Linked DNA regions of Homo sapiens: regions 2 and 3 are each linked to region 1. A link is an interaction called in ENCODE POLR2A ChIA-PET data of the cell type or tissue named here. Cell type or tissue: OCI-LY7. All regions are shown on one strand. Links, peaks and the distances in the headings refer to the core of each region. The heading gives the core; the rest is flanking DNA.

Region 1 (10,678 bases), core at 1,825-6,824:
AGAAAAAAATCAGGAAATACAAGTCTTTCCTCTATGGACAAATTTTACTTTTGCTTGCCACTTGTGTGTCACATTTACCTCTAAGAGAATAATTTATTTCCATTTTACTTACGTGTATTTTTGCTGATTTGAAAACTGAGTTAAGAGCATATGTAATTTGCTGGTGGTTCTATCACAGATTCAAATTCACGTTTACAGAAATTCAGAAATAATCTTACTTGTAAATCAGTACAATATGTCAACTAGAATAACTCATTACTTGCATAAATATATAATCTACCTACCTATAGGAAGAACACTCTTCTAGACAAATATCTATAAACTGATGAGTTTTCACTGTGATCTTGAATTTCAATTACTACAATTATTTAGGTTCTTTGATAACAGATAGTTGCTTATCATCACTATATAGTCTTTAAAATAGTCAAAGAATGACTAATCTCAAAAAAGGTCTTCAATAGCCTATGAAATAAATATTTGCATCTCAGAAAAAACTCTTAAAAACAGGAAACCACTATGAAGATTGTGACCCAAAAGTCCTTCTATCCAAAATAATCCCCATCAATTTCTGTCCTATAGAATTCCACACTAAATGTAAATAAAACCCAAGGCTTTAACAATGGATACTTTAATGCCATTGGAAAACAGTGTGCTTTAGGAATGTGAGAATTTGAGACAGACCCAAAGGTGGGGCAACAAAAAGACCCCATGAGGCATGGATGCTAGGGAAATGGTGAGAGCACTGAAAACAAACTTTTAGGACTTTACTTTTTAATCCAGAATTAAGCCTACCTGTGTCCTCTCAAAAACCTGTATTTATTTTTTTCTTTAGGGATCCATTATAATAGTCATGGCTGTCTATTAAAAATTAGTGAAAGCAATAGAGATAAGTGAAAGCAATAGAGATAATTTGAAACTTTTAAAGAATAATCATACTGGCTTGAGTTCAACCCGGATGAAGGATGGCATACATTTCTCAATTCAGTTTTAAATAACAAAACCGACTTTACTGTCATATAATCAGTTGTACAGCTATTTAACTTTTGTTTTCCAAAGCTCAACTAGACTGATTCCCCAAAATATTATTTTTAAAATATTTGGGTGTTTTAGAAAAAAGTAATGTCTTTAAGATAATAAGAAGTAACTCAGCACATGATATTATATTTTCCATGTGCAATAATCACCAGTTTTATAGATATGTAGCTGAACGTTATTTTGCACAGCCAAGTAAGTTTGAGAAATACTTTATATCTTAAATCATTCTTGGAGATTTACATTATAAATTAGCATAGTAAAGGCTCAGAGAAGTCTGCATTAAGAAAAAAATCAATTTAACTTTAAACTCAGCATTTTCCAAACATACTTAACCATGGAACTTTATATTCATGAAACACCTATTAACACTGCAGAATAACTAGGAATATGGTTTACAGTTTCTAAATATTATAACTCAGAACATTATTATTTTGGATGTGAACGTTTTTAGAAATTACTTCTATTTTTATTTATATAATGCTAGATAAAAGAAATTAATTCAAATGACCAAAATTAAATGAATACATATATATACAGTATCTGCACTGAAACATAAACAGAGAGAGAAAAAGAACATTTAATGTAGAGACAGAAGAGCTGGATTTTACTCCCAAGACCCTTACTGAGTCTGAATTGTTTTCTCTAAGGCTAACAAGTTTCCTCAAGTCTAAAATGAGTATTACAGGATTTTTTTGCAAGGATCAAGTGAAATAACAGATACAAAAACAGAGGTACTCCAAAAATTACAATATTCTCTTAATTGCTGTTTTCCTCTACACATTGTTCATACTCATTTAAGATTTGATTCTATCCTTTTTTTTTTTTTTTTTTTTTTTTGAGACAGGGCCTCATTCTGTCACCCAGGATGGAATGCAGTGGCATAAACACAGCTCACGGCAGCCTCAACCTCCCAGGCTCAAGCTATCCTCCTGCCTCAGCCTCCCATGCAGCTGGGACCACAGACACATGCCATCACACCCAGCTAATTTTTAAATTTTTTATAGAGACGGGGTTTCACCGCATTGCCCGGGCTGGTCTCAAACTCCTGACCTCTTGCCTCGATCCTCCTGCCTTGGCCTCCCAAAGCACTGGGATTACAGGTGTGAGACACTGCACCTGGCCAAATTTTAAAATTCTAATCTAAAAAACTTCCATTCCAAAAAGAACACAAATAAACCAAGCATAATGCCATAAACATCTGTCTTTGTAGAATACTGTACCGTATTAAGACAAAAAAAATGGTATCAAAACGTTGCTTAGTACAATTACTATTGAAGTACCTTGTGAAGCTCCACTCTCTTCATCATCCATTGTGAGATCAATGACACCACTTGAATCACTGCCAGTGGCTTTTCCACACTGAAAAACAAAACTTCTACATTTTACAAAGAAAACTCTGGCAGATATACGTGTTAAAAAATGAGATGATAAGTGAGGTAAAATGAGACTAATGAGTAACCTGGTTCAATCTGGACCCTTAAATGGCTGTACCTGAATAAAGAGAGTTTGTCAGACAAATGTCCCAGGATACTCATGTGTTAAACATCTACTATATGAAATATAATTTTCAAAAGAAATTCAAGACGTTTTCTTAAAAAAACTAAGCTATCTGTTGCATAGAGCAAATAAGATTAAACAGAAACACTATTCATTTTGTGACATTTAAAATGTTGATCAATACTACTCTAAATTATCAATATTAATCTACCACAACACCAAAGGCAATCATTAAAGCTAGAATTGGGTTATAGAAAATAATCTAAATTTTTGCCCTAAAAAAATGGTATGGTATACTATGAAATCATATGGTATGCTATGCTATTAACTGCACATCCAAGCTGACCAGTAACCCATCATCCAAAATCATGAGAAATATTAGGATTATAAGAAAAACCTTTAAAACCACATGACAGCAACCAAAAAGGAAGGTAAGACGACATAAACCTAAAGAGCCAGGACTCTGAAGTCAGTGTGTCTTACAGTTCTAACTTATTAGCTACCTGATTCAGATGGGTAATTATCTCAATTTCCAATATTTGAATATTGAGGCTATTGTGAGGATTAATCCAAATGTGTATATAAGGTGCTTAACACCATATATGATACATGGCAATTGCTTAATAACTGATAATCACAATTTACTTTGATATATTATACTGAGATCAATTCCAAATGATAAAGGTTTTCATCTGCGATACTCAAGTTGAGAAATTAAAGAAAATAATGCCTTGACTTTATAATATCCAGGCCCAATCCCAAGACAATAATGCAATTCTCATTCTTATAAATCTTTCTACAATAATGATTTCACAGAAAATGGGTTATTTACAAACACCAAAAATCTATAAAATCCCAAACTAAAAGATCCCAAAAATCATCAACAAATGTAAAATAATCTTTCACTACAACATATTATCATTAAGGTCCAGCTTTGAAAAGTGGAACTAACTTAGGACGAAAAAATAAGTCAATACAAACTGACTCTAAGCAGAGCCAGATATTACATCCAGCAGATAAAGACTCGAAAGTAGCTATTAAAAATATGTTTAAAGCCAGGAGCAGTGGCTCGCGCCTGTAATCCCAGTACTTTGGTTGGCTGAGGCAGGCAAATCACAAGGTCAGGAGTTTGAGACCAGCCTGGCCAATATAGTGAAACCCCATCTCTACTAAAAATACAAAAATTAGCCAGGCATGGTGGTGGGTGTCTATAGTCCCAGCTACTCGGGAGGCTGAGGCAGGAGAATCGCTTGAACCTGGGAGGCGGACGTTGCAGTGAGCTGAGATTGCGCGACTGCACTCCAGCCTAGGTGGCAGAGCAAGACTCCATCTCAAAAAAAAAAAAAAATTCAAAGAATTAAATATAATAATAACGAATGCACAAACAGGAAATTTCAAAAGAGAAAAAGAAACTGAAAAAAAAAGAAATAATAAAGCTGAAAAAATAATTACTAAAATAAAAATTAGCTTAATGTAGGCATAAAAGCAGATTGGAGGGGGCAGGAAAAACTCAAATGAAATTGATGCTAGATCAATAGAAATTTTCTAGTCCATAGGACACAAAGAAAAACAGAAGAAAATATGAAAAACGCCTGAAACTTGTGCAATAAGAAACAGTTCAGCAAAACCCTAAATGAGAAGAAACAAAGATCTAAAGAAAAAATTGAATAATAACCAAAAACTTCCCAAATTTGGTGGAAAACATTAGTTTACAAATCCAAGAGGTTCAACGAACCTCAAGCAGAAGAAACACTAAGAAATCATAACTATACACATCATAGTTCAAATACTGAAAACCAATAATGAAAAATTTTGAAAATAAACAGAACAAATTATACGTTATACAGGAGCAAAGAGTAACTGCTGACTATTGGTCAGAAACTATGGAAGCAAGAAGACACTGGAACAACATATTCAAAGTGCCGATAATTTAAAAAAAAAAAAACCTTTAAGAATTCTATATCCAATGATGCTCTCCTTGAAAAAAGGAGACAAAAGATACAAAAGTACATTTTTTAGATACTAAAAAACCAAGAGAATGTATCACTAGCAGATCTACACTGTAAAGATGAGCTTAAGGACATTCTTCAGTTTGAAAGGAAATACCAACTTGGATCATAGGAAGAAGAGGACCAGAAAAGGTAAACATAAGGATAAATATTAAAGACTATATCTATTTTCTGTTCTTAATTTCTTTAAAATTCTATAAGGCAAAAATTAAAAACAATATATTTAGAGATCTACAACATGAAGATTAAAAACAATGTAATATATGTGCAAACAAGACCACAATATATGTGAAAACATGAACGTCATATTTAAGGAAAGCAACTTCATTAAGGAGGTAAATGTACACATAAAATTGCAAGGTTCCTATAATTAAGATTAGATACATACTGTAAACTCTAGAACAACCCCTAAAACACACACACACACACACACACACACACACACACACACAGAGAGAGAGAGAGAGCGCGCTAAAAAGCTAACAGAGGAATTAAGACAGAATGCTTTAAAAAAAACTGATACAAAATAAAGCAGGAAAGAAGGTACACAGAAACCAACAAAAAAAGAAAACAGATGAAATGAATAGAAAACAAATAGCAAAATAGCAGACCTAAACACAATCCTATCAATACTTATATTAACTATAAATGGTCTAAAAACTCCGACCAAAATGTAGAGATTATCAGATGGGATAACACAGCAACAAATCAAGAAATATGATTTTTTTTCTCTTGCGGATTCACTTTAAATATAAAGACACAGATTGAAAGTAAAAAGCTGAAAAAAGTAACATGCAAACAGTAAACATAAAAATGCTGCTGTAGAACCATGAGCCAATTAAACCTCGTCTTTGTAAATCACTGAGTCTCAGGTATTTCATTTTAGCAATGTGAGAAGAGATTAATATAGTGTGTGTGTGTGCATACATTCATATACATATATGGATGACTGAAGATGAACAGAGATTTGAACTAGAGGTTTAAATATGCCAGACATAAGAATATATGCAGTAACTGAATCCCAGGAGTGAATGAGATCTCCCAAGAAGAGATGTAGAGGAAAATCAAAAGCATGTGAATGGCATGGAAACCAAGAGAAACTAATGTTTCAAAAAGGAAGGAGACTGAGTGGTGCTGAATGTTATTAAGAAGTCAAGGTGAAGAAAAATGGGAAAGATCTGGACCAGGGTGGTTTCAGGAAAGAAAGGGCAACAAAAGTTACTGGTGGGGTGCAGGTGGGAAAATAGGTATGCGTATATACCTACATCCCTACACACATTCAAGCTGGGCAATAGCAACTACAAGGTCAAACAGTTGACAGAATATTCACTTGGTGCTGATAAATGATTGCTAATTAGTATAATTTTTATTTTCTAAATAACAAAGAAATGTGTGACTAATTTATAAATGAAAATCATGCTTTTTCATGCTTTTCATAACCACATTTTTTTCATAAAAACGCAACTTGATGGCAACTTTTGTCTCATCATTTACTATTAGCATTTATTCAATAGATAAGGATGCTTACTTAGCATAAAACACTACTAATTAGGGGCAGGGTAATAAGTCAGATATGTAGCCAGATTTCAAGGCATTAGAGGGCAGTTAAGATGTCCTTAAAATACTACACTATAAGGCTATACGATATATGTGGCACTAATATACACTTTGGCTTTAAAAAATAAATATGGATAGATACTTTTATTCTAAAGGCTTTTAATACAATATACATGGAATATTGGTTTTAAACATTCAATTGTTAGATCTGCATTCCTCCAAGAGCATCATTGCCTTTTTCCAATGATCATTTCTTAAACTCTATACACACAGGTAACTTAGAAAAGTAGCAAGATAATGAATACAGGGTCCTACCTCCTTATATGGTTTGGCTATGTCTCCACCCAAATGTCATCTTGAATTGTAGTTCTGATAATTTCCATGTGTGGTGGGAGGGACTGGGTGGGAGGTAACTGAATCATGGGGGCAGTTTCCCCCATGCTATTCTCATAGTAAGTTCTCACAAGATCTGATGGTTTTGTAAGGGGCTTCCCGCTTTGCTCTGCTCTCATTCTTTCCTCCCTGCCCTTATGTGAAGAAGGACATGTTTGCTTCCCCTTGTGCCATGACTATAAGTTTCCTGAGGCCTCCCAAGCCCTGTGGAACTGTGACTCAATTAAACTTTTTTCTTTAAGAGTTAAAAAAAAATGCTGCTGTAACTATGTTAATGTCAGAGAGACAAAGAGGGAAACTTTATAATGATAAAAGTATGGCAAGATTACAAATTATACATAAAAAACACCATGTAATACAGTGTCAAAACCTATGAAGCAAAACTGACAAAATTAAAGGAAGAAATCGATTCACAATCATACCACTCTTAGTAATAGATAAAACCACTACAGCAAAAGGCAATAATCAGTAAACATACAAATAATCCAAATTACACTACTAACCATGCTATATTGACATTTATAAAACATTACACCCAATAGCAGCATAATCTTTTCAAGTGTAATGGTACATTCACTAAGATATATACCATAGATGGGGCTTTATAACACATATTTAATTTGTGTAAAAGTAACAAAGTCATACAGAGGATATTTTCTAAATCCAATAGCATTAAATGAAAAATCAATAATAAAAAATTTGCAAAATCCCCAAATATTACGAAATTAAACAAATTACTAACTAAACAACCCAGGACCCAAAAGGAAATGACAAGGAACTACATGAAATAAAAATGCAACACATGAAAATTTATGGAATGCAGGCAAAGCAGTGCTCAGAGGAATATGTGTATCATTAAATGCTTATATAGATCAAGAAGATCTACAAGCAATGACCTAATGATAAATTATGATTTTTATTGATCATAAACTGACAGATACAATTTATTATCATATACTACAAGTAGTTTCCTGAATAGACTTTCTTTTTTGACAAATAAAATTGGTAATTATTTCCATAATTATTAACTACATTTATAAGATAGTCATGATAGCTAGCACTACTCCAATTAGACTCTGTGCTAAATGCTTTACATGCATTAACACATTTACTCTTCCCAATATTTCTATGTGGTAAGTACTAGCTCTAGCTCTACTTTATAAGTGAAAAATCTAAGGTGTTCAATAACTTGCCAAAGCACCCACTATTAAGTGACAGGCTCCAGGCTGTCTGACTGTAGACCTTATTATTTCTATGCCACCAGGTGGAAATGAACAAACAGAGACATGTATACATATACATGTATCTTTACATCTTTTCCTGACAAAACATTGTCTGAGAAATCTAATCAGAAACACGTTTATGTTTTTACAAACTGAAACCTTCAGTTTGAAATCATTAAAAAATTATATCAAATAGTTTTTAACAGTAGAAATTTTATTAAAAACTTAGCTAATCATGTGTCGTTTTCCAAAACGACCAGTCTCAATAAGCAAACACTAAGAAAATTTCAAGAGAGCAAACATATTGGCTTTGTAGCTTTTTTGTAATGAAACAAGAATATACTTGAAAGGCACACTTCAGCAAATGTGAAGAAAGAGTTCACGCAGAAGAGCTGGTTGTTCATTCCTTGCACATCTCTCCAAGGGAACTTGGACCCATAATTGAGACTTGGTTAGTTATCAAGAACGTTGCCCTTGGAAGTCATGTTAACAATTAATTCTCTTATATACACTCTGAACAGTGAATGAAGATTGATGATGTACACTTGGGTTTCATTGTTGGGATCCTGAGTTTCCAATGCCATGGCCACTTATATAGAAAAATGTCACTATGTGACCAGACCTCCAAAAAACCTCAGACCCTGAGACTCAGTCAGGCTTCTCTGGGAAGACTCTTGGCACATGTCTCTAAGGTTAATAAGCCAGAGAAAAAACAAATTCTGTGCGATCCCAGACAGACGACTTGGAAGTCTTTGCCTGATCTCTCTGAACTTCAACTCTGCAAATTTTTTTCCCTGTTGCTCTTGCTCTATACCTTTTGCTGTGACAAATCATAATGGTGAGTATAACCTACTACTGGGTCTTATGAAATCCTTCTAGCAAATCAGCAAACTTAAAGGTGAATCTTGAGTCCTTCAAAACAACAATTACAGATAGCAACACTATTTTATAGCTTATGTTGATAATTTGAATAAATTTGTTTTTCACTATATAAAACAATTCATTATATAAAATGATATATAGTAATAAAATATACAATAATAAATTATATGCAATATGTTAATAAATACTTATTTGGGGATATCAGATAAATCTTCATTTAACAACTACAGAAAGAGTATTTTACATATTTCATCATTTGCTAATTAACTACAGCTCACAAGCATTTCCACACTAGATGTCCAAGTTTTTTTTTTTTTTTTTTTTTGAGACAGTCTCATTCTGTCACCCAGGCTGGAATGCAGTGGCATTATCTTGGCTTGGCAACCTGCAACCTCCTCTTCCCAGGTTCAAGTGATCCTCCTGCCTCAGCCTCCCAAGTAGCTGGGATTACAAGCGTGCACCACCACGACCAGCTAATTTTTGTATTTTTAGTAGAGACATGTTGGCCAGCCTGGTCTCGAACTCCTGACCTCAAGTGATCTGCCCGTCTTGGCCTCCCAAAGTGCTGGGATTATAGGTGTAAGCCACTGCACCTGGCCTGAGACATCCAGATTTCTTCTGATCTAAATAACCTTAAAGTGTTAACAAGTACAACTAAGTAGGCTTGGGACAGAAAAATGAAGTTAGCCAATTGTACTTAAAATGTGACAATTCAAAGAATCACAGGCTACCTGTTTCACACTAGTTTCTATCTGCTAGCAAGGTGCACATTAGGGTAAAAAGATAACAACTTCTTAGTCAATAGTGTAACATTAATAAAGGTATTCATCACAATAACAAAAATGATATTTGTTTCAAAAAATTCTGGCTGACAAGCATAACTTCATAACTGAAAGCACATATATACTTCCATTATGGTTTCTTATTACACAATAAAACTCCTGTAATTATATTTATTATTCATATACATAATTGACACTGATTCAAAACTGAAACTTTGTTATTTTTGATAAGGCATTGCTTCAGCAGGCTAGCTGCTCAAACTGCTTGTACGCATTTTTTATACTCAGATATTAAATTCCTCTTCCTTGAAGCCAAATAAAATATCTATTGAGAGCTTAATATTAATTTGTACTATTGCTTTGCTTTCTGATGAAGTCAATTCCTGTTTCAAGTGTCTTTTTTTTTTTTTTTAAGTTTCTTCTTTTTTATAGAGACGGAGTCTCACTTTGCTGCCCAGGTTGGTTTCGACCTCCTGGGCTCAAGTGATCCTCCTGTCTTCACCTCCCAAAGTGCCGGGATTATAGACGTGAGCCACTACACCCCACCTCAAGTGTCTTATATTATATCCATTTTAATTTCACTTATGTATTTATGATGTTACATATATTATATTTCTTTTTTTTTTTTTTTTTGAGATGGGATGGAGTTTCGCTCTTTCACCCAGGCTGGAGTAAAGTGGTATGATCTCAGCTCACTGCAACCTCCGCCCTCCTGGGTTCCAGCAATTCTCCTGCCTCAGCCTCCCAAGTAGCTGGGATTACAGGTGCCCGTCACCACACCAGGCAAATTTTTGTCTTTTTAGTAGAGTTGCGGTTTCCCCATGTTGGCCAGGCTGGTCTTGAACTCCTGACCTCAGGTGATCTGCCCGCCTCGGCCTCCCAAAGTGCTAGGATTATAGGTGTGAGACACCATGCCCAGCCACATATACTATATTTCAGCAAAATATTCTATACAATAGAGTTTAATACAACTTTTTGCAATGATGAAAACAGTCTGTATCTGTGTGGTCCAATATGCTAGCCACTAGCCATTTGTAGCTACTGAACCTTGAAATGGGGTTTTGACTGAAGAACTAAATTTTTAATTTAATTTAAATAGCTACATGTGACTAGTGGCTATCATATTAGATAGCACAGCTCTAGAAGAACCACCATTTACAAAAGGACAAAAGACAGCCATCATAATGTCCATTTTCCTTTCCTTGAAAATATTACTTGTTAAAAAAAAAAAAACTCACTGAGGGAAGTAGAGATGTTCATAAATCCTTTGTTTAAAGTTTAACTAGACTTCCTATAAATG
Region 2 (10,678 bases), core at 4,586-9,585, 320 kb before region 1:
TTCTGAAATAATGTGGGAGAATCTGTGCAGCTAGCCTGGCTAAGAGTTCTGGGTCAGGCTTCAGGATCCCAGATATTTCCCAGTTCAGTTGTAACTGATTCCACTTCCTGCCTCTGGTCTAAATATCAGCAGGGATAATTACTTTCCTTGGGGAATCAGGGAATCCTTCTTTAAATGACCCCAAATGTTATGTGTTGTTTTAAAAGGAGATAATAGGAATAACTGAGGTTTCTTGAGTAGTTGTCTTGCTATACACCTACGCACCAGTTTTTTTCCACCAGTTTTCTAATCGTCACAATTTTTTAGGGTAGGTGCACTGTCCCTATTATACAGGTAAGAAAACTCAGGCATGGAGAGATTACATAGCTTTCCTCAAGGTCACACTGCTATGTAGTGGCAAAGCTGAGATTAAAACTCAGGCATTCAGCGCTTTTACTAATCACACTAGGATTAGTATGGTGTAAGAATACGCCCTCTGGATTTGAATAAATTGCCAAGATTAATAATAGTTAATAGGATTTAAGGAAGAAGATAAATTTGTTATTCTTTTAAGAAAAAGGAAAGGGGTGAAGAGAATACTATTCATCAGGGGTCTAGTTACAATTTATAAAACTCAATACAGACTAGTTAAGGCAGAAAAAAGCATGCATTGGCTGTCTTAATTAAGAAGTCTTAACATAAAAAAAAGATGAGAAATCCCTGAGAGAAACTAGCCTCAAAATCCAGTCTCATCATCAGTACTGTCCATCTGTCTAGTCTGATGTCTGTTAGCCTCATTCAGCTTACTACTAATGAACTCCTTGGGATAGAAGGTGGAATATATGTGTGTAATTAGTGATGATTGAGAGACAAGGCCACAGGCAGCTCTAGGTTTGTTTTCTCTCTACATAACACATTCAGAAAGAAAATCTGAGAGCTTATCTCTCTCACATCTACATTTAAAATCTCAGGGAATGTTCTGGTCCCAGTTTGGATCATGTGCTAATTGATCTCTGAGTCATTCACTGAAAAGGAAGATGGGGGGATATGATTGACCAGGCAGGCCTGGAGGTCTTATTCTTGGGATAGAGGACCTGCAGTTAAGCCCCATATTGACACATGATTAGTTAGGGAGAGAAAGGATTGTATAGTAGCTAGGCCAGGAATACGGATCTGTTATAAAGATTATAGTTAAGTGGTGAGTCAAACACCACTGGATATTTTATTTGTAATCCCATTGTATCATCATAGCTTTATTACAAAGTGATTAACGTCTCCATTTTTTAGATGAGGAAGCAAAAAATCAGAGAATTCAAGTAAAATGCTTAAGATCTCAAAATTTGACAGGACTAACGTAGTAGGTAAACACAAATCTGACAGAATCTTCACGAGGTTTTCAGCACAGAGCAGTGAAAATTGATTTTTATTACAATGAAGATGAAAGTCAATTAGGTGGCATTTCTGAGAAAGGTAAAATTAGTGGCCATCTAAAAAGGGTGGGGATTTTAATAAATATTGTAGTTCTTCGAATAAAATTGAAAAGAGTATGTCTGGTGTCTAGATCTCTTAAAAATTTTTTAGCATATATGGAGGTTTTTATCATGTAACCTATTGATACCTAATTGAAGTGGCCTCTTATATTTAATTCCATAATCTACTTTTTCTCTTAGAGTTTAACCCAGTGCAACAGCCACAATTAAATGAGAAAGTACTGAAAGACAAGCGTAAAAAGCTGCGTGAAACCTTTGAACGTATTCTACGACTCTATGAAAAAGAGAATCCAGATATTTACAAAGAATTGAGAAAGCTAGAAGTAGAATATGAACAGAAGAGGGCTCAACTTAGCCAATATTTTGATGCTGTCAAGGTAATCAAGGTTTTTTTTTTGAGAGATAAACTAAAATATTATACAGATTGAGTATCCCTTATGCAAAGTGCTTGGGACCAGAAGTGTTTTGGATTTAGGGTTGTTGGGTTTTTTTTATATTTTGTTTTGTTTTTGTGTATATTTGCATATATTTTGGGGATGGAACCCTAGTCTAAGCATGAAATTTATGTTTCATATACACATAGCCTGAAGATAATTTTATAAATTTTGTGCATGAAACAAAACTACGACCCATCACATTAGGTCAGGTGTGGATTTTTCCACCATGGCATCATATGGGAGTCAAAAAGTTTAGGATTTTGGAGCATTTTAGATATTCAGATTAGGGATGCTCAGCCTATACTTAGATTTAAAAAGTTAATGGGAGAATGTCATGTTGAACCTCTTCCTTATAGCAGTTTCTTCTAAAACTAAACATATACCTACTGTGTGAACCTGCAAATCTAATCCTCTTTATTTAAACAGAAGAAATTAATTCAAAAACTTGGATCAGCCTAAGTGTTCACTAATAGGATAATGGATAATTAAACTGTAGCATATTTATACAATAGAATACTATTCAGCAATAAAAGGAATAATCTAATACTCAAAACAGCATGGAATAAAAAAAGAAAAATTGTGAGTAAATCTCAAAAACATGCTAAGTTTATCTCATTGTTATGATTTCATTTTTATGAAATTCTAGAATAGTCACAGATAATCTGTGCAGGAAAAAAAAATGTAGCCGTGGTTGCCTTGGGGGATGATATTAGAGATGGATTGGGAAGGAGTATGAGGTATATGCATTTGTCAAAACTTACTGAATTTGTAAATTTCGTAAATTTTACCTCAAAATAAAGATGGGAAAAAATCAAATGCTATAATTTCTGTAAAGGAGGTAATATGTCTCCCATTTTACAGATGAAGGCACAGGTTACCTTGCTTAGTCAAACTAAGCTAATACACAACAGAAATTCAACATAGGCAAGCTAATGAGCCCAACCTCCACCACTGGATATATACTATTTGTTAGTTGACATATATTATTTTTCTTTTTTTTGTTTATTTTTTGTTTTTGAGACCGAGTCTCACTCTGTTGCCCAAGCTGGAGTGCAGTGGCACCATCTTGGCTCACTGCAACCTCTGCCTCCCAGGTTCAAGCAATTCTCCTCCCTCAGCCTCCTGAGTAGCTGGGACTACAGGCACACGCCACCACAACTGGCTAATTTTTGTAGTTTTATTAGAGATGGAGTTTCACCATATTGGCCAGGCTGGTCTCAAACTCCTGAGCTTGTGATCGACCTGCGTCAGCCTCCCAAAATGCTCGGATTACAGGTGTGAGCTACCACGCCCAGCCTGACATGTATTTTTCTATCACATGTTAAATAGGGTAGTTCTGGTGCTAGATACTTGTAACAGTTGGCTTTCTCTAGACAACAGCTGTTTCGAATCATCCAAAAAGAATTACCTGATAAGAGGAGAAAAAAAACAGCTGGGTTCTGACGTTTTTAGAAGTAAAGATTTCTTTCAGTTCTTTGACAATGTGGAAGTATTGACGTAAGGTTATTTTTCTGGGGGTTTTTGGTGATATTTATGTTAGTTGGAAAGCATGTCCAAGTTACGAAACAGCTGACTTGTCATTTTTAGTGTTTAGTTAGTAGATGACTTTTTTATCATACTACTGAATGGTTCTCTGTTTCAGAATGCTCAGCATGTGGAAGTGGAGAGTATTCCTTTGCCAGATATGCCACATGCTCCTTCCAACATTTTGATCCAGGACATTCCACTTCCTGGTGCCCAGCCACCCTCTATCCTAAAGAAAACCTCAGCCTATGGGTAAGGAAGCAGTGTCACAATCAGAGAGCATTTAGTAAAGGCACAAGTTGACTGTCCAGTGCCAAAATTAATGCAGAGGGAAATAAAAGACAATATGGATGTAAACAGTGTGACATTTGATTAAATGTAAAATAAGAAATCCCTTGAAAATTGTTTAGAAGAGAAAATAAATATCTCATTACTGTTAAGTGATTACTGTGGGGGTTTTTTTGTTTTTGTTTTTTTTTTTAACAGACCTCCAACTCGGGCAGTTTCTATCCTTCCTCTTCTTGGACATGGTGTTCCACGTTTGCCCCCTGGCAGAAAACCTCCTGGCCCTCCCCCTGGTCCACCTCCTCCTCAAGTCGTGCAGATGTATGGCCGTAAAGTGGGTTTTGCCCTAGATCTTCCCCCTCGTAGGCGAGATGAAGACATGTTATATAGTCCTGAACTTGGTGAGAAGTGACTGTTCTTTTGCTTTTATAACTATCATTTTTTATGTTGGCCCTGTTTAACATATTGTTCACCACCCTCAGAACTTAGAAAGTAAATGAGAGGGTATCATGTACATAACTAATATACATACAGTTGGATAAATCATAGGATCTTCTCAAGTAAAAGCATCATACATAAGTATAGAAATGTTTATCGTGTTTTAAATTAGGCTTTTCCTGGAGATGTCACTCTTGCTGCTAATCCTTTAAGACTTGTATATCTGGTTCCCTTTTAGCTTTATTGTCATCAGACTAGAGCGTCATTGTATACATTCACTGACTGTGTATGTGTATACAAACATGATTGTTGCTAAAGGAGGAAATGGGTTTTCAAATTAGAACTCTTTTTAAAAAAATCTTAAATTACCAAAAAGAAGTGTTTAAAATTATTGGCAGAGGAAAATTTTGTTAGACTGTATGAGTAGCTATATATACAAGAATTTTTTTTTTTTTTTTTTGGTAAGAATTAAGTTGTTACAGTCTGAGTTGAATAGCATAATTTTCTGTATTTCTGGGTACCATGTAGTGGAGGGTCCAATCATACTACTTCTCCATGTTCCCTTCCCACTTTTCAGCCCAGCGAGGTCATGATGATGATGTTTCTAGCACCAGTGAAGATGATGGCTATCCTGAGGACATGGATCAAGATAAGCATGATGACAGTACTGATGACAGTGACACCGACAAATCAGATGGAGAAAGTGACGGGGATGAATTTGTGCACCGTGATAATGGTGAGAGAGACAACAATGAAGAAAAGAAGTCAGGTATGTGCAGATGAAGGATTCATGGTATTGATCAATAAAGAGAAAACAAGCTGAAGGTCCTAATTTATTAATGAATCTGTGAGAGTACTCTGAAATCTTTGGAAGTCGGGATCATAGCTGTGTTCATCTTATATATTAAAATTTTGAAAGTTTTTGACACAGTAAGTACTCAGTGGATGTTTATGAGGAAAAGCATTAAACTGTATGTAATAAAAATGTCTATGTAATAAAGTTCACTTTGGGGTAAAAGGTATAACTATTCAACAGCATAAACGTATTATGGGTATGTTACAGGAAAGAAAGGAGAGTAGCCATATTAAGAAAAACATTGATGTTGTATTTTATAAATCTGTTTAAATATCTACCTTTGAAGCCCTTTTATGGTATCTTACATGAACCAGGATCATAATTATAACCCAGGTACACTCATGAGTGGAATCATGAAACATATTATATCTATAATGTGTGTGTTTGATTATTAAAAAATTCAAATAGGACATTTGTCAAGAAAATTTTAAGCATCATAATGGGTACTGACAGTGGAAAATGCACACCAATTCTGTCAAACCTCAGCAATTTTGGAGCTTCTTTTGGGATTGTTTATGTGGCCTACAACAGAATATATAATACTATGTAATATTAATATTGATAATGACAAATTTTTCTCCTGCTGTGTCTTAAGAATCATGGTTGCAAGAACAAAAAAGCTGGTTAAAAATGATAGAGCTGGTAATGAAAGATAATTATAGAGGACTATTAGGTAGGAACTAGGACTGGAAAGTAGAAAGCCATTAGAGCCATGGCAGCTCCATTTTTTTCTGGGTCTGTGTGGTCTCTTGCCTTCTTTTCCTTTTATTCTGCCTACAGATTTTTTTTCTTTTTTTCCTTTTTTTTTTTTTGAGACAATCTCACTCTTGTCGCCCAGGTTGGAGTGCAATGGCACAATCTCAGCTCACTGCAACCTCCATCTCCTAGGTTCAAGCGATTCTCCTGCCTCAGTCTCCCAAGTAGCTGGGATTACAGGCACCCGCCACCACACCCAGCTAATTTTTGTATTTTTAGTAGAGACAGGGTTTCACCGTGTTGGCCAGGCTGGTTTCGAACTCCTGACCACAGGTGATCTGCCCCCCTCGGCCTCCCAAAGTGCTGGGAATACAGGCATGAGCCACCAACCCAGCCAGATTTTTCTTATATATTCTCATCAACACACATGTTCTGAAAATGGCCGTCCCAACTCTGAGTTGATACTCACTCAGCTAATATTTATTGAGTTTTTACTATATACGGCATTTTTTCTAGGCACTAAGGATACAGGGTAAACAAAACTAAAGTTCTGTTCACATGGAACTATTCTCCTAAAATGTTTACCAACTAAAAATACTCCTATCCAGTGTCTAATGGATAGCCTTTGTCAGTTAAGTTCTTTTTATTCTTAGCTTGCTAATAGGTTTTTTTTAATCATAAATATTTTTTAGGTATCTGTTGGGATGTAACTTTTTTTGTTTTTTTTAAGTTCTTTAGTGAATTAGATTGCTGGCTTTTAGAACACTTGGATTCAACTTGCTTGTATTTTTTTTCCTTTTTGTAAATTTTAATTTTGATAGTTTTTGGAGAACAGGTTGTGTTTGGTTACATGGATGAGTTCTTTAATGGTGATTTCTGAGATTTTGATGCATCCCTCACCCAAGTAGTGTATATACTGTACCCAGTTTGTAGTCTCCTTTCCTTCACTCCCCTCCCACCCTTCCCCACTGAGTCCCCAAAGTCCATTGTATCATTCTTAGGCTTTTGCATCCTCATATCTTAGCTCCCACTTATAAGTGAGAGCATACAATATTTGATTTTTCATTCCTGAATTACTTCACTTAATTGCCTCCAACTTCATCCAAGTTGCTGTAAAGGCCATTATTTTGTTCCATTTTATGGCTGAGTAGTATTCCATGGTGGATATATACCACATTTTCTTTAACCACTGGTTGGTTGATGACATTTAAATTAGTTTCATATTTTTGCAATAGCAAATTGTGCTGCTATAAACATGTGTAACTTGCTTATATTTTATGTTGGCCAGTAGATGAATTTTGGTATCATGGTTAGGCTAGTTTCATGAGTTGGGTAACATTTCATCTTTTCCTATGCTCTTTATCAGATTTCTGTAACTTAATGTTTGGCTGAATTTCCTCCTAATATTATTTGTAGCCTTTAAGGAGTAGATCTTCAACTACCATTTAAGTTTTGTATATTCTGGGCTTATCACTTCTTTGGCCAACTTTAGTAATTTATCTTTTCTTGAAAATTGTTTTTATCTGGGTGTTCGTATCATTAGTATAGCTATCTCATCCTGCACCTCTGCCAAGTAGTGGGTAGCAATCATATCTAGTACTTTATAGTGCTACGTAGTAAACATTTACTGAATTTTGTTGATGCCAATCTACTCCACTCCCTCCTTTGTCCCCTTAGGTCTGAGTGTACGGTTTGCAGATATGCCTGGAAAATCAAGGAAGAAAAAGAAGAACATGAAGGAACTGACTCCTCTTCAAGCCATGATGCTTCGTATGGCAGGTGAGGCAGGGAAAAAATAGTGAATCACCTTTTGGTGTATCCTCACGCTAATTACTTTACATACGTTTTTCCATTTAGTATCTCAGCAACCTTCAAGTAAGTAATAAGTCCTTGTTTTACAAAAATAAGGTTTGGAACCATTATATAGGCTGCCTAAAGTTACACAGCAAGTAAATGGTGGGGCTGGCATTTAAATATTGGTCTGTCTGGTTTTAAAGCCTGAGTTCATTCCACTATGCTGCATTAACATAGATAAGTAGAATGTTATTTCTTTCACATCTAAGTATTTTATTGAAGAAGACTATTTGGTTTTTAATTTTGAGAACACATTTATTAACCATGTGTATTCAGTCATTGCTGTTCTCCAAACTGTAAGAAAATGAATCAACTCCATTTACTGGGTTTAAAATTTCTTTCAGGTCAAGAAATCCCTGAGGAGGGACGGGAAGTAGAGGAATTTTCAGAGGACGATGATGAAGATGATTCTGATGACTCTGAAGCAGAAAAGCAATCACAAAAGCAGCATAAAGAGGAATCCCATTCTGATGGCACATCCACTGCTTCTTCACAGCAGCAGGCTCCGCCGCAGTCTGTTCCTCCTTCTCAGATACAAGCACCTCCCATGCCAGGACCACCACCTCTTGGACCACCACCTGCTCCACCATTACGGCCTCCTGGGCCACCTACAGGCCTTCCTCCTGGTCCACCTCCAGGTAAACACTTACATAATGTGAATAAAGTTTAAATGAGGTTAGAATGAAGTCATTCCAAAAAATACTATGTGTTGTTAGTGTTCATGTTTTCTTGTTTCCTCCTAATTGGATTCTCTTAAGATGTGAAGGATTCTCAAAGGACAAGTAAAGGTTGTTCATTCCCAAACCATTGTTTGCAACTCATAGTTCTACTGACAGCCACCTGTTTTTCTCCAGAGCACTCTTGTTTTCACAGTTTTTCTTATTACAGCAGACAGAAACTTGAACATGTAATGGAGGTTTTCTTTAGTATTGCTTTTTAGTATGATAGGTTGACCTAGCTCTAAATTGGCAGCAGGTGGGAGTAAGACACAGTTAATAATGTCTTGTGTTCTTAGGTTAGGAATGTTGAATGTCAGTGTAATCTCCATAGTTTTTTAGTTGTAGTTCTTTTTTAGAGGCAAAGGTGATTAGTCTGTTTATTAAGTGTTCAGTTTGAAAGTATAAAAAGATTATTTATGAAATGAAGCAACAGAGAACTTTTCAGCTATTTGTGATTTTAGTCCTTCATCCTATTGTCAGCCTACTAAGTTTTCTTCAGTTGAGCTAATCATTTTCCGATTGGTGCAAAGCAAAGTTACCTATTTTATGTCATTCTTAGTGGTCTTTGTCTATATATTCATGAGTTTCAAGGGGTCCTTAAAGCATTGTGTTTTATATTCCATTTTCAGCTTATACTGGAACCATTTAAGAATTCTTATCACCTTTGTATATTTCCAACATTGCGGAGCTGTGATTGAATATGCTTTTTGTCAGTGTTGGGAAATAAAGTGAAAAGATCCACAACAAATCCAGTACCATTTTTCTGGTGCTCAGATATATTTTTTTTTTTAAGACGGAGTCTTGTTCTGTCACCCAGGCTGGAGTGCAATGGCGCAATCTCAGCTCACTACAAGCTCCGCCTCCCGGGTTCACACCATTCTCCTGCCTCAGCCTCCCAAGTAGCGGGGATTACAGGTGTCTGCCACCATGCCCGGCTAATTTTTATGTATTTTTAGTAGAGATGGGGTTTCACCATCTTGGCCAGGATGGTCTTGAACTCCTGACCTTGTGATCCACCCACTTCAGCCTCCCAAAGTGCTGGGATTACAGGCATGAGCCACCATGCCCGGCTGTACTCAGATATTTATTGAATGAATTCTGTTTCCATGTATGTTTCATTAACTTCTTGAAGTTAATCTGATTTCAGGTTAAAGTCAAACCATATTTGAGTTACTTTTAAGCCATAATTATTACTTAGTGTACATTTGTGTGACATTAATTTATCATTTTTCTCTTTTCAGGAGCTCCTCCATTCCTGAGACCACCTGGAATGCCAGGACTCCGAGGGCCCTTACCCCGACTTTTACCTCCAGGACCACCACCAGGCCGACCCCCTGGCCCTCCCCCAGGTCCACCTCCAGGTCTGCCTCCTGGTCCCCCTCCTCGTGGACCCCCACCAAGGCTACCTCCCCCTGCACCTCCAGGTGATGCTTTCAATTTCTATAATAAAAACTTAGCCTGCTGTTTATTTAATTTGCTCTAAGACATATGGTCACATTTCAGTATTCTGAAATCTGAGGTCATCTTACAGTCAGTGGTGGTTTTTAAGTTGCCGTTGACCTGGCTTGAAGTACAGTTCTTCCAGTGGGTATTTGCACTTGGTTCACTTGAGGAACTTGTAGCCAGAGAACATGGGATTAAATTCTCTATTTGATAATTTTTTGGTTTTAGTTGTAGTTACGAAGCCGTTTCATGCATCTGCATGAGTACCAACTTAAAGTTTAAAATTAGAGTGTTTTTTTCCCTTACCTCTACCTAATGTCAAGGTTAGACATGCAGATTTTCTTGTGGGCTTGTTTTATGTGGTAGGTATATTTCTAGTTTACAACACTGAAATGTCCCAGTTTCATGTGAATATCTGCTTTTCAGTGCCCCAGCTGGGGCTTTTTTTCCTCTCTCTCTCTCAGTGGTACACAGAATAATTATGAGTTTGTAATCAATAGGATCTTAGATTTGATAAAATGTACTTAATATTTCATTTAAAAGTGGTATTTGAAGAACTGAAATCTGCAGTTCTTGGTATATGAATATTGTGTATGTCTGAACTGTCCATAGGACATGAGTTCTTTTCCAGTAATGATGACAGATTGTGATTAGTTGCATTCTCTTACTCCATGTGCATTGTTTTTTTCTTTGAGACGGAGTTTCATTCTTCTTGCCCAGGCTGGAGTGCAATGGCGCGATCTGAGCTCACTGCAACCTCCGCCTCCTGGGTTCAAGCAATTCTCCTGCCTCAGCCTCCCAAGTAGCTGGGATTACAGGCGTGCACCACCACGCCCAGCTAATTTTGTATTTTTAGTAGAGACAGGGTTTCATCATGTTGGTCATCAGGCTGGTCTCGAGCTCCTGACCTCAAATGATCCACCCGCCTCAGCCTCCCAAAGTGCTGGGATTACAAGT
Region 3 (10,678 bases), core at 3,273-8,272, 250 kb after region 1:
CTACGAAGCAAATCTCAACAAATTTTTAAAAATTGAAATCATATCAAGTATCCATGTTGCCCACAATGGAATAAAATTAAAAATCCATCACTAGAGTAACTTTAGGAAGTGTACAAATACATGGAAATGAAATAACATGCTTCTGAATAACCAATGGGACAATAAAGAAATTAAGAAGAAAATTAAAAATTTTTTGAATCAAATGAAAATAGAAACACAAAATACCAAAACCTATGGGAGATATAAAAAACAGAGCACGGTGGCTCATGCCTGTAATCCCAGCACTTTGGGAGGCCAAGGCGGGTGGATCACGAGGTCAGGAGATAGAGACCATCCTGGCTAACACAATGAAACCCTGTCTCTACTAAAAATGCAAAAAATTAGCCAGGTGTGGTGGCGGGCGCCTGTAGTCCCAGCTACTTGGGAGGCTGAGGCAGGAGAATGGCGTGAACTGGGAGGCAGAGCTTGCAGTGAGCAGAGATCGCGCCACTGCACTCCAGCCTGGGCGACAGAGCAAGACTCCGTCTCACAAACAAACAAAACAAAACAAAAACAAAAACAAACAGGAATAAGTCGGAAGTTGATGGCAATAAACAGCTATGTCAAAAAACTAGAAATTTTTTAAATAAACAATCTAATTATGTAGCTTGGGAGACTAGAAAAGCAAGAAGAAGCCTAAGTCAAAATTAGTAGAAGGAAAGAAATTATAAAAATTAGAGCAGAAATAAACATAGTTGGGACTAGAAAAATGCAAAGGATCGATAAATCAAAAAGTTGGTTTTATGAAAAGATAAAAAAATTAGACAAACTTTTAATTAGACTGAGAAAAAATGAGAGAAGACCCTAATAAATAAAATCACAAATAAAAAAGGAGACATTACGACTGATATCACAGAAATACAAAGGATCATTAGAGACTATTGTGAACAACTATACATCAACAAATTGGAAAACCTAGAGGAAGTGAATAAATTCCTGGACACATACAACCTACCAAGGTTGAACCGTAAAGAAATAGAAAACCTGAATAAACCAACGATGAGCAAAAAATTGAATCAGTAATAAAGTCTTCCAACAAAGAAAAGCCCATGACCAGATGGCTTTACTACTGAATCCTACAAAATTTTTAAAGAACTAACACCAATTTCTCTCAAATTACTCAAAAAAATTGATGGGGTGGAAATTCTTCCTAACTCATGAGGCTGGCATTGCCCTAATACCAAAACCCGACAAGGACACAACAACAACAGCAAAAAACTGTAGGCCAATATCCCTGATGAACATAGCTACAAAAATCCTCAACAAAATACTAGCAAACCAAATTCAACAGTACATCGAACAGATTATACCCCATGATCAAGTGAGGTTTATCTCTGGGATTCAAGGATGGGGCAACATACATAAATCAATAAATGTGATATATCATATCAACAGAATGAAGGACAAAAACAATATAATCTCAATATCATTCTGCATCTCAATATCTTTCCGTTTTTGAGAAAATTTAACATCCCTTCAAGATAAAAAAAACTCAACAAATTAGGTATATAAGGAATATACCTCAAGACAATAAACTCCATGTATGACAAACCCGCAGTTAACATCATATTGAACAGGTAAAAGTTGAAAGCATTTCCTCTTAGAACTGGAGCAAGACAAGGATGCCCACTCTCATCACTCTTCTGCGGCATAGTATTGGAAGTTCTAGCCAGAACAATTAGGCAAGAGAAAGAAATAAAGAACATCCAAGTTGGAAAGGAGGAGATCAAATTGTCTGTTTGCAGATGACATGAATGTTTGTGTGTGTGTATATATACATATGCATATATATATACATATGCATATACATATACATATACATATACACGGTAGTAGTCATCTCTCTTTACAAACAAGATATATGACTGGTTGTACTGCTTGAAGTTTTTCCCACTAGCAGAATTTCCCTTAGCTATTGTTTTGAGGGACATTGTATTATACTATAGTACTACAGCAATGAAACTACATTTTACACTAAATGTAAGCATTTAGTGTAAAACCATCTATAAACCCACTCTTAGTTAAGTGGCTGTAAGGAATTTTCCATGAGGCCATGCATGTATATTGAGGGGAGGTAACGAAGCAGGAATAGATGTTCTGGAAATCTGCGGTCCCTGTTTAAGCAACCAGCTTGTGCCCTCAGTACCTTTTGAGACTGATATAATATACATTATTTCCACTTTGTGATGAACTAGCTGCTGTGTCTGTCTAACACACAATTTGTGACGGGTAGCTCAGTTCTCATGATCATTTGAGTTATGATGATCAGGCATTTAATCTTTGCCAGAGCTCAGTAGAACTCCAAGACATGTTTCTCCAAAGAAGACATGTTATCTGCAGAAGAAAGCAAGCCTTACTTCAAAACTTTAAGTGGAGACATTGTGATTCTTCTATTGCCACGTTCTAGTGGTTCTGAATAGCATTCTTTCTGTTGCAAAAGCTGACTCTTATTGAATCTGCTAGGTCATAAGGTCCAGGTGGCAGAACAGCTTTTAAATTTCATCCAGGACCTGCTGTAGAGCTTTCTTTTACTTGTGGATTCACACTGGCAGTATGCTCAAATATCTATTTGTTGGCTATCAGATCAAGAGAGATCCAAATCATGTGTGTCTCTGTTTTCTTCTCACGAAGTGCAGTGTTCAGCAACTTCTCCTTTATTTTAGAGGAGCTATCTCGACATGACCCAGACTACTGAGCGCCTAGAGATGTCACTGAGGTAACAGAGTATTATCTGCCATCCTGGATCACATATGCGTATCACTTTGACAAATCGGATACTTGCTATTTTCTGCTCATCAGTTCTACTCAGCATGTTGTGATCTGTGAGGTGGGTTGGCATGATGTTCTGTGGCATTTCAAGACAATCAGCGTCTCTGTGAATTCGATCAGAGGTTGATATTTTCTGTAAAGGACCATGTGCTGAATATTTTAGGCTTGTGAGCTGTGTAGCCTGTGTTACAACTATTCAACCCTGTAGTGTGAAAACAGCCATAGATAAATAATATGTGAGCAAATGAGTATGGCTGTGTTCTACCAACACTTCATTTATTATTTTATTATTTATTTATTTTTAAATATCTTTTATTACACTAGTCAGAGAAATTAGAATTTCATTTAATTCTTATTTATCTTTAGATAAATTCATCATTTAATTTTTGTCAACCGTTTAAAAATATGAAGACGATTCTTAGCTTACGGACTATACAAAAATGTATCAGGATGAATTTGGTCTGTGGGTTGCAATTTTCTTATACTTGGGTTAGATTATGGCAGAAAACAAGAAAATTGACATTGACACCTAAGGAAAGACCATGAAAGTATACTGCTGACTCTACCAGGTGAAGGCAAACTGTTCCTGTGATCCTTACACATTGTTATTACAGAAATAAACATATAACACTGCAGAATAGACGCCACAGGCTGTATTGATTCACTCCACTAAAGAAACCATATCTGAAACAGTAGCTGCAACTGAACTCACCACCTAATTTATTTTATGATAATCTATAGTCAGTCTCCATGATACCTCTGCCTTCTGACATGTCATATAAGCAAGTTAAATGGTAATGTAATAGGAATCACTACCTTAGAATCTCAAGTTTTTGATAGTAACACTAATCTCTGCTATTCCTCCAAAGAATTTTAAAGTATAATAAAATACAATTAGTTAGAAATAATTATGTAGAGTATAATGGTGATTTACATATATATGTTTTTATGCATATATATATAACTAACGTATATATTACACTATTAAAATGGTTTTTATTGGCCAGGAGTGGTGGCTCACACTTGTAATCCCAGCTCTTAGGGAGGCAGAGGCAGGAGGATAGCTTGAGCTCAAGAGTTCGAGACCTGCCTGGGCAATATAGTGAGATCCTGTTCTAAAAAAAAAAAAAGTTTTTATTTGGTCATGGAATTATGTTTAATATTTTTTACTTTTGTACTTTTAAATATTTCATTTCTTGCAATGAACATATATTCCTTTACAGTCATAAAAAAAATCTAGTTTGGGCGGGGCGCCATGGCTCACGCCTGTAATCCCAGCACTTTGGGAGGCGGGTGGATCACCTGAGGTCGGGAGTTCGAGACCAGCCTGACCAACATGGAGAAACCTCGACTCTGCTAAAAATACAAAATTAGCTGGGTGTGGTGGTGCATGCCTGTAATCCTAGCTACTCAGGAGGCTGAGGCAGGAGAATCACTTGAACCTGGGAGGCAGAGGTTACGGTGAGCCGAGATCACGCCATTGCACTCCTGCCTGGGCAACAAGAGCAAAACTTCGCCTCAAAAAAAAAAAAAATCTAGTTTGTTTTTTATGTGAATCACTTTTATTTTTAAACTTTTTGTAGAAGCCAGCTGTGGTGGCTCAAGCCTGTAATCCCAGCACTTTGGGAGGCCGAGGTCGGTGGGTCGCTTGATCTCAGGAGTTTGAGATCATCCTGGGCAACATGGTGAAACCCCATCTCTACAAAAAATCCAAAAATTAGCCAGAAATGGTGGCTCGTGCCTGTAATCCCAGCTACTTGGGGGGCTGAGGCGGCAGGATTGCTTGAGCCCAGGAGGCGGAGGTTGCAGTGAGTTGAGACTGTACCACTGCACTCCAGCCTGGGCAGGCAGAGTGGAAACCCTGTCTCAAAAAACAAAACAAAACCCAACTTTTTGTAGATATGAGGTCTATGTTGCCCAGACTTGTCTCAAACTCCTGGTCTCAAGTGATTCTCCTGCCTCAGCCTCCCAAAGTGCTGGGATTATAGAAGTGAGCCACTGTCTCTGGCCTGAATCACTGTTAAAGTCAGAAAACTAAATTTAACTAGATGAGGGTCTATAAATGTAATCCTGAGAATAGTTGTACCAAAACTAACCTCAGCAGATTTAAATGTTTGAATCAAAAGTCACTACACCAATTTCACAACAATTTCAAATAGCTCATTATTCTTATTTTATTCTTTAATTAAATATTTGAATTAACACACATTTGGTCTTTATCATTTTACATATATTTTCAAACAGAATCCTCAAAGCTTTAACTTTTAAGTGAAAGAAAATTAATTAATGGTACATGATTTTTATAAATGCTTCCCATACTAGTGTTAATAGTGTATGAAATACATAACATTAAACTAACTAGACAATTCAGTACTGTTGCGTTTAACCACTGTGTTATTAAGATAGAGGAAGGGCTGGGCGTGGTGGCTCACGCCTGTAATCCCAGCACTTTGGGAGGCCGAGGCGAGTGTATCATGAGGTCAGGAGATTGAGACTATCCTGGCTAACACGGTGAAACCCCGTCTCTACTAAAAATAAAAAAAAATTAGCCAGACGTGGTGGCGGGCACCTATAGTCCCAGCTAGTAGGGAGGCTGAGGCAGGAGAATGGCGTGAACCTGGGAGGCGGAGCTTGCAGTGAGCCGAGATCACGCCACTGCACTCCAGCTTGGGCGACAGAGCGACTCTGTCTCAAAAAAACAAAAAAACAAAAATATTTTGTGAAGACATACCAAGTATGGTGTCCAGACCCTACTTCAGTGAAGGAATTGTTTTCCCAACTACTGGGAGTGCTACGAGGGGAAAGCCTTCAGCTAGCAGTGTCTTCAGGGACTGCATCAGCTTCCTGTGTGACTAAGGTGGGGCACCCTTACCAGGACAGCCTACATCCAGTGATCAAGGTGGAGGTATAAAGGCCTGGCTGTTTTAGTCCACTGTGGGACAACTCTGCCAATTCAGCTTCCTTTTAAGAAAATTAAGCTAGGGTCAGGCGTGGTGGCTCACGCCTGTAATCCCAGCACTTTGGGAGGCCAAGGCGAGTGGATCACGAGGTCAGGAGATCGAGACCACACTAGCTAACACGTTTAAACCCCATCTCTACTAAAAATACAAAAAATTAGCTGGACATGGTGGCGGGCACCTGTAATCCCAGCTACTCGGGAGGCTGAGGCAGGAGAATGGCATGAACCTGGAAGGCGGAGCTTGCAGTGAGCTGAGATTGCGCCACTGCACTCCAGCCTGGGAGGCAGGGATACTGTCTCAAAAAAAAAAAAAAAAAAAAAGAAAATTCATCTGGGATTTTTTTTTCTTTTCTTTCTTGAGACAGAGTCTCGCTCTGTTGCCCAGGCTGAAGTGCAGCGGCGCAATCTTGGCTCACTTCAACCTTGGCCTCCTGGGTTCAAGCGATTCTGCTGCCTCAGCCTCCTGAGTAGCTGGGATTACAGGGGCCTGCCACTGTGCCCAGCTAATTTTTTTGTATTTTTAGTAGAGATGGGGTTTCACCATGTTGGCCAGGCTGGTCTTGAACTCCTGACCTCAAGTGATCTGCCCACCTCGGCCTTCCAAAGTGCTGGGATTACAGGCGTGAACCACCACGCCCTGCCCTTTTTTCTTTTTTCTTTTCTTTTATTTTTTTTGACGGAGTCTTGCTCTGTCACCCAGGCAGGAGTGCAGTAGTGCAATCTCGGCTGGCTGAAAGCTCCGCCTCCCGGGTTCATGCCATTCTCCTGCCTCAGCCTTCCGAGTAGCTGGGACTACAGACGCCCGCCACCACGCCCAGCTAACTTTTTGTATTTTTAGCAGAGACGGGGTTTCACCATGTTAGCCAGGATGGTCTTGATCTCCTGACCTTGTGATTGCCTGCCTTGGCCTCCCAAAGTGCTTGAGATTATAGCCTTCTGTTTTTTTTTGTTTTTTTTTTTTTTTTTTTTTTTGAGCCAAGATATGGCTGTGTTGCCCAGGCTGGAATGCAGTGGAATGAACCCGGCTCACTGCAACCTCCTGGGCTCAAGTGATCCTCCCACCTCAGCCTCCTGAGTAGCTAGGACTACAGGCACCTACCACCACTCCCAGCTATTTTTTTTTTTTTTGTATTTTTTGTAGAGATGGGGTTTTGCCATGTTGCCCACACTGGTCTTGAACTCCTTGTCTCAATCGATCTGCCTTCCTTGGTGTGAGTCACTGTACCAGGCTGGGATTCTTTTTTTTTTTTTATGGCAGCAAGATTTAGTAAAGCGAAAGGGAAAGTAAAGGGAACGCAAAAGTAAAGCTTCCATGTGGTGGAAGGGGACCCAGAAGGATTGTGTTTTTTGGCTTGGGTGTCTTATGCTTATATCCCCTTATGACTCCTCCCCTTTTCTTTTTCTGTCCTATAGGATTGGCTAATTTTCTATCCACTTGTGGGTTGGCAGACCTGATTGGTTAAAAACATCAGGCTGCAGCTAGAGCTTGAACTCCCTATATGATTGGTTGAAGTTTCAATCCCTTAGTTTGTAGCTGTGACTCATTTTGGCTTAGGGGAAAGTCCCCTTTGATTGGTTGAAGTTTCAATCCCTTTAGCTTGCAGCTATGACTAATTTTGGCTTAGGGGAAAATCCCCTTTGATTGGTTGAAGTTTTAATCTCTTAGCTTGCAGCTATGACTCATTTTGGCTTAGGGGAAAGTCACTTTAGGGAAGTCCCTATTGACCCAGGAAGTCCAGCCAATTTAGCCACTTAGTCCCTCAGTCCCCCCTTTCAACAGGAAAGCCCAAGTGCTGTTGGGAAGTTGGATGACGATTGTTCTAGCTACTTCCTGCTGAACTGGGGGGTAGAAGGGGCACTGCAGTTGAGGTTTCCTCAGGAGGGGAGTCTTTGGTGTCGTGGTGTGAGAACAGGTTGGTGGGTGGGTCTAGGGGTGCTTGATAGTAGGTGCTAGTGGTGGTCACTTGGGGCTCCATTTGTAGAACCATTTGCAGCTTCATGGATTCTATTCTGGAAGAGGCAAATTTTACAAGGAGGTTAAAAATGCAGGGTCCAAAGATAAGCAACATCACAATAGCCACCAAGGGCCCCAAGAAGGGGAGAAGCCAGGGCATCCATTGATTGACAATATTCCAAGGTCCTGTGTCTTGGAGCTCTTGTGCCCAGCACTGTATCCCATCTCAAAACTCCTTAACCTTCTTGGTGACAATTCTGGATTGATTAACGAAATAGCAGCACTCTTCTAGAAAAAGAGGTTCCACCTCTTTCAGCTGTTAATAAATCTAAGGCTGTCCGATTTTGAAGGGCTACTGTTGCTAAAGAATTAAGCTGGCTTTGTAAGGTGACCAGCGAATCTGCGATTCATGCCATGTCATCATTTAACTCTTGTGATAATTTGTAATAGAATTGGATGGAGGTTGTAATGCCTCCAATGCCGGTTCCTAGTCCTCCTCGTATCCCAGCTCCTATAATGAATGGTAGGACAGTCCAGGTCAGCTGAGACCCTGGGTTTGACGGATCTTTAAAGGCAAATAAAAATTGAGAGTCAGGATGCAGAGGGATGCAGAAGAAAGTGTCCTTAAGATCTAGGACTGTAAACCATTCTGCTTCCTCTGGTTTCTAGGAGAGTAGAGTATAAGGATTAGGTACAACTGGATACAGAGGAACAACTGCCTCATTGATAATTCTGAGGTCTTGCACTAACCTCCATTGTCCGTTGGGGTTTTGTATGCCTAGAATACGAGTGTTGCATGGACTGTTGCATGGTTTTACTAATCCCTGTGCTTTTAGGTCTTTGACGATCTTTTGTAATCCTTGTTGGGCTTCTGGTCTGAGGGGGTACTGCCTTTGATAAGGAAAGGAGGTAGGATCCTTTAATTTAACTTGAACTGGACAAGCATTTTTTGCTCATCTGTATTGTCCTTCCTCTGCCCAGACATCAGGATTAACTCCCTCCACGAGTAGAGGGCAGCAAACAGGTATTTCTTCTTCTATATTCAAGTTTATTATGGCCCCTCCTTTAGCTAATATGTCCCTCCCTAGTAAAGGAGTAGAGCTCTCAGGCATGATAAGAAAGGCATGTGAGAAAAATAAGGCTCCTCAGTCACAATTTAGAAGGTGGGAGAAATACCTAGTGACTGGCTGTCCTAGGACCCCTTTGATGGTGACAGACCTGGAGGATAGTTGTCCGGGACAGAAGACTAAAACTGAGAAGGCTGTGCCAGTGTCCAGGAGGAAGTTAGTTTCCTGGCCCTTAATGGTTAAGCTTACCTGGGGCTCTGTGAGGGTGATGGCACGGGCTGGCGCCTGCCATGGGTACCCTCAGTCCTGTTGTTGGACCATCAGGTTAGTGGCCTCTGGCCCAGAGGACCTTCACCCTCAGAGGTAGTGTGCCTTCCAGTGATCCCCCTGGCACAAGGGACATGGACAAGGGGGTGGCTTATTTTTGTTTGGGCAGTCCTTTTTGAAGTGCCCCTGTAAGCCGCACTGATAACAAGCCCTGTTAGGCTGGTTGCCTGCCCAGCCCTTCTTTCTTTCAGAGCCACCGAAGTTCGTCTGCCTGAGGGCCATAACTAAGGCGGGGCCATGAGTAAGGTGGCGGCCTTTTTCTTGTCTCCTCTGTCTCATTCAGCCTGCTCCTCCTGATCCCTATTATAAAACACTGAAGTTGCCAAATTCAATAGAGTTTCCAAATTTTTCTTGGGGCCTGGGGCAGACTTTTGAAGGTTTTTTCTAATGTCTGCAGCTGACTGAGTGATAAACTTATCCTTTAAAATTAGTTGGCCTTCAATAGAGTCAGGTGACAAGGAGGTATGCTTTCTTAATGCCTCTCTTAGTCTCTCTAAAAATGCTGTAGGGTTTTCTTCCTTTCCCTTCATTGTGGTTGACATCATTATGTAATTCATTGGCTTTTTTCTGGTCTTTCTTAATCCCTCTAGTATACAAGTCAGTAAATGGCTGTGCTCCAAACTGAGGTCCCAGTGGGGATCCACACTGGGAACCGCCTGTTGGCCTGTAGGGAATTGTTCCCTTTCTTCTGATCTCATTTTATCATTTACCTGGCTTAGGTACCAGAGATCCCCAAACTCCCGGGATGCAGCTAAGGTGGCCTCTTCTTTGTTGGGAGTTAATGCTTGACCTAACAACAACAACATATTTCTCCATGCTAAATCAAAAGATTGTCCTAATCCCTGTAAGATATCTATGCGTCAATCAGGATTATCTGAGAATTTTCCTAGGTCCAGTTTGATCTGTTTTAAGTCTGAGAGGGAAAAGGGGACATGTACTTGCACTGGGCCAAAGTCTCCTTCTCCTCCCACGACTTGGAGGGGGCACAATTGAGGGCCATTGGCGCCTTTTGGTTCCTTGACTTTTTGTCTGGTTCCTTTTGGGCCATAAGGGCCACAGGAGAGTCCTTACTAGTTGGAGGGGGAGCTATGGGGAGACCTGAGTATGGGGGTAGGCTTTGAGGACCCCCAGTAGGATGTAAATTACATTTTTTTTTACATAATTGTGGGTTATCCCTTAGTGAGAAAAAAAACCTATACATATGGCACTTCACTCCATTTGCCCTCTCATTTACAAAAGAGATCTAGCTGTAGGATGGTATTATAGTTTATACTTCCCTGGGTGGCCGTGTCTCTCCTCTGGGAAGAGGATATTGTGGCCAGGTGGTGCTGCAGAAAAATATAAGTCGCTTCTTCTTCAGTGTTTGAGGGTCAAATTGGTCCTAATTATCCAGAATACACCTCAGGGGTGGCTTTGCTTTTGAGGGAATGTCTTCCATCTGAAAGGAGAACATAGGAGTGCCTGCACCCCTAGTCATCCCCTAGTGAGCACTAGCCCTAGTGTGTCCCCTATGGTTCTAGTGTCCTTTTCTTTCCAGGTTTCCAGGGTGCACAGTCACCCATG

The links. ChIA-PET counts read pairs that join two places held together with the same protein. Peaks named below come from ENCODE experiments on the same cell type or tissue, not always from the same donor. Only the 100,000 strongest peaks of a DNase experiment are listed, where the experiment ranks them.
Region 2: POLR2A ChIA-PET joins it to region 1 with 8 read pairs; 2 of 35 experiments call an interaction of 5 or more read pairs at or near these places.
Region 3: POLR2A ChIA-PET joins it to region 1 with 5 read pairs; 3 of 35 experiments call an interaction of 5 or more read pairs at or near these places.

The regions. Positions count from the first base shown.
Region 1 is chr12:14,467,606-14,478,283 of GRCh38, reverse strand. ATF7IP (activating transcription factor 7 interacting protein) reads right to left here. Exons shown (of 15, transcript NM_018179.5): 11 at 2,316-2,394. Among named protein-coding and RNA genes, the nearest start is that of PLBD1-AS2, 57 kb to the left of the region's middle. In OCI-LY7, for the core only: no CTCF peak of the experiment used is centred there; a DNase peak (open chromatin) is centred at 4,403.
Region 2 is chr12:14,787,975-14,798,652 of GRCh38, reverse strand. It overlaps WBP11 (WW domain binding protein 11), which reads left to right. Exons shown (of 12, transcript NM_016312.3): 5 at 1,650-1,846; 6 at 3,549-3,682; 7 at 3,917-4,116; 8 at 4,731-4,922; 9 at 7,383-7,484; 10 at 7,904-8,197; 11 at 9,520-9,702. Among named protein-coding and RNA genes, the nearest start is that of WBP11, 10 kb to the left of the region's middle. In OCI-LY7, for the core only: no CTCF peak of the experiment used is centred there; no DNase peak of the experiment used is centred there.
Region 3 is chr12:14,217,961-14,228,638 of GRCh38, reverse strand. No RefSeq gene overlaps it. Among named protein-coding and RNA genes, the nearest start is that of ATF7IP, 140 kb to the left of the region's middle. RefSeq lists enhancers at 7,272-7,571, 7,413-8,612. In OCI-LY7, for the core only: no CTCF peak of the experiment used is centred there; no DNase peak of the experiment used is centred there.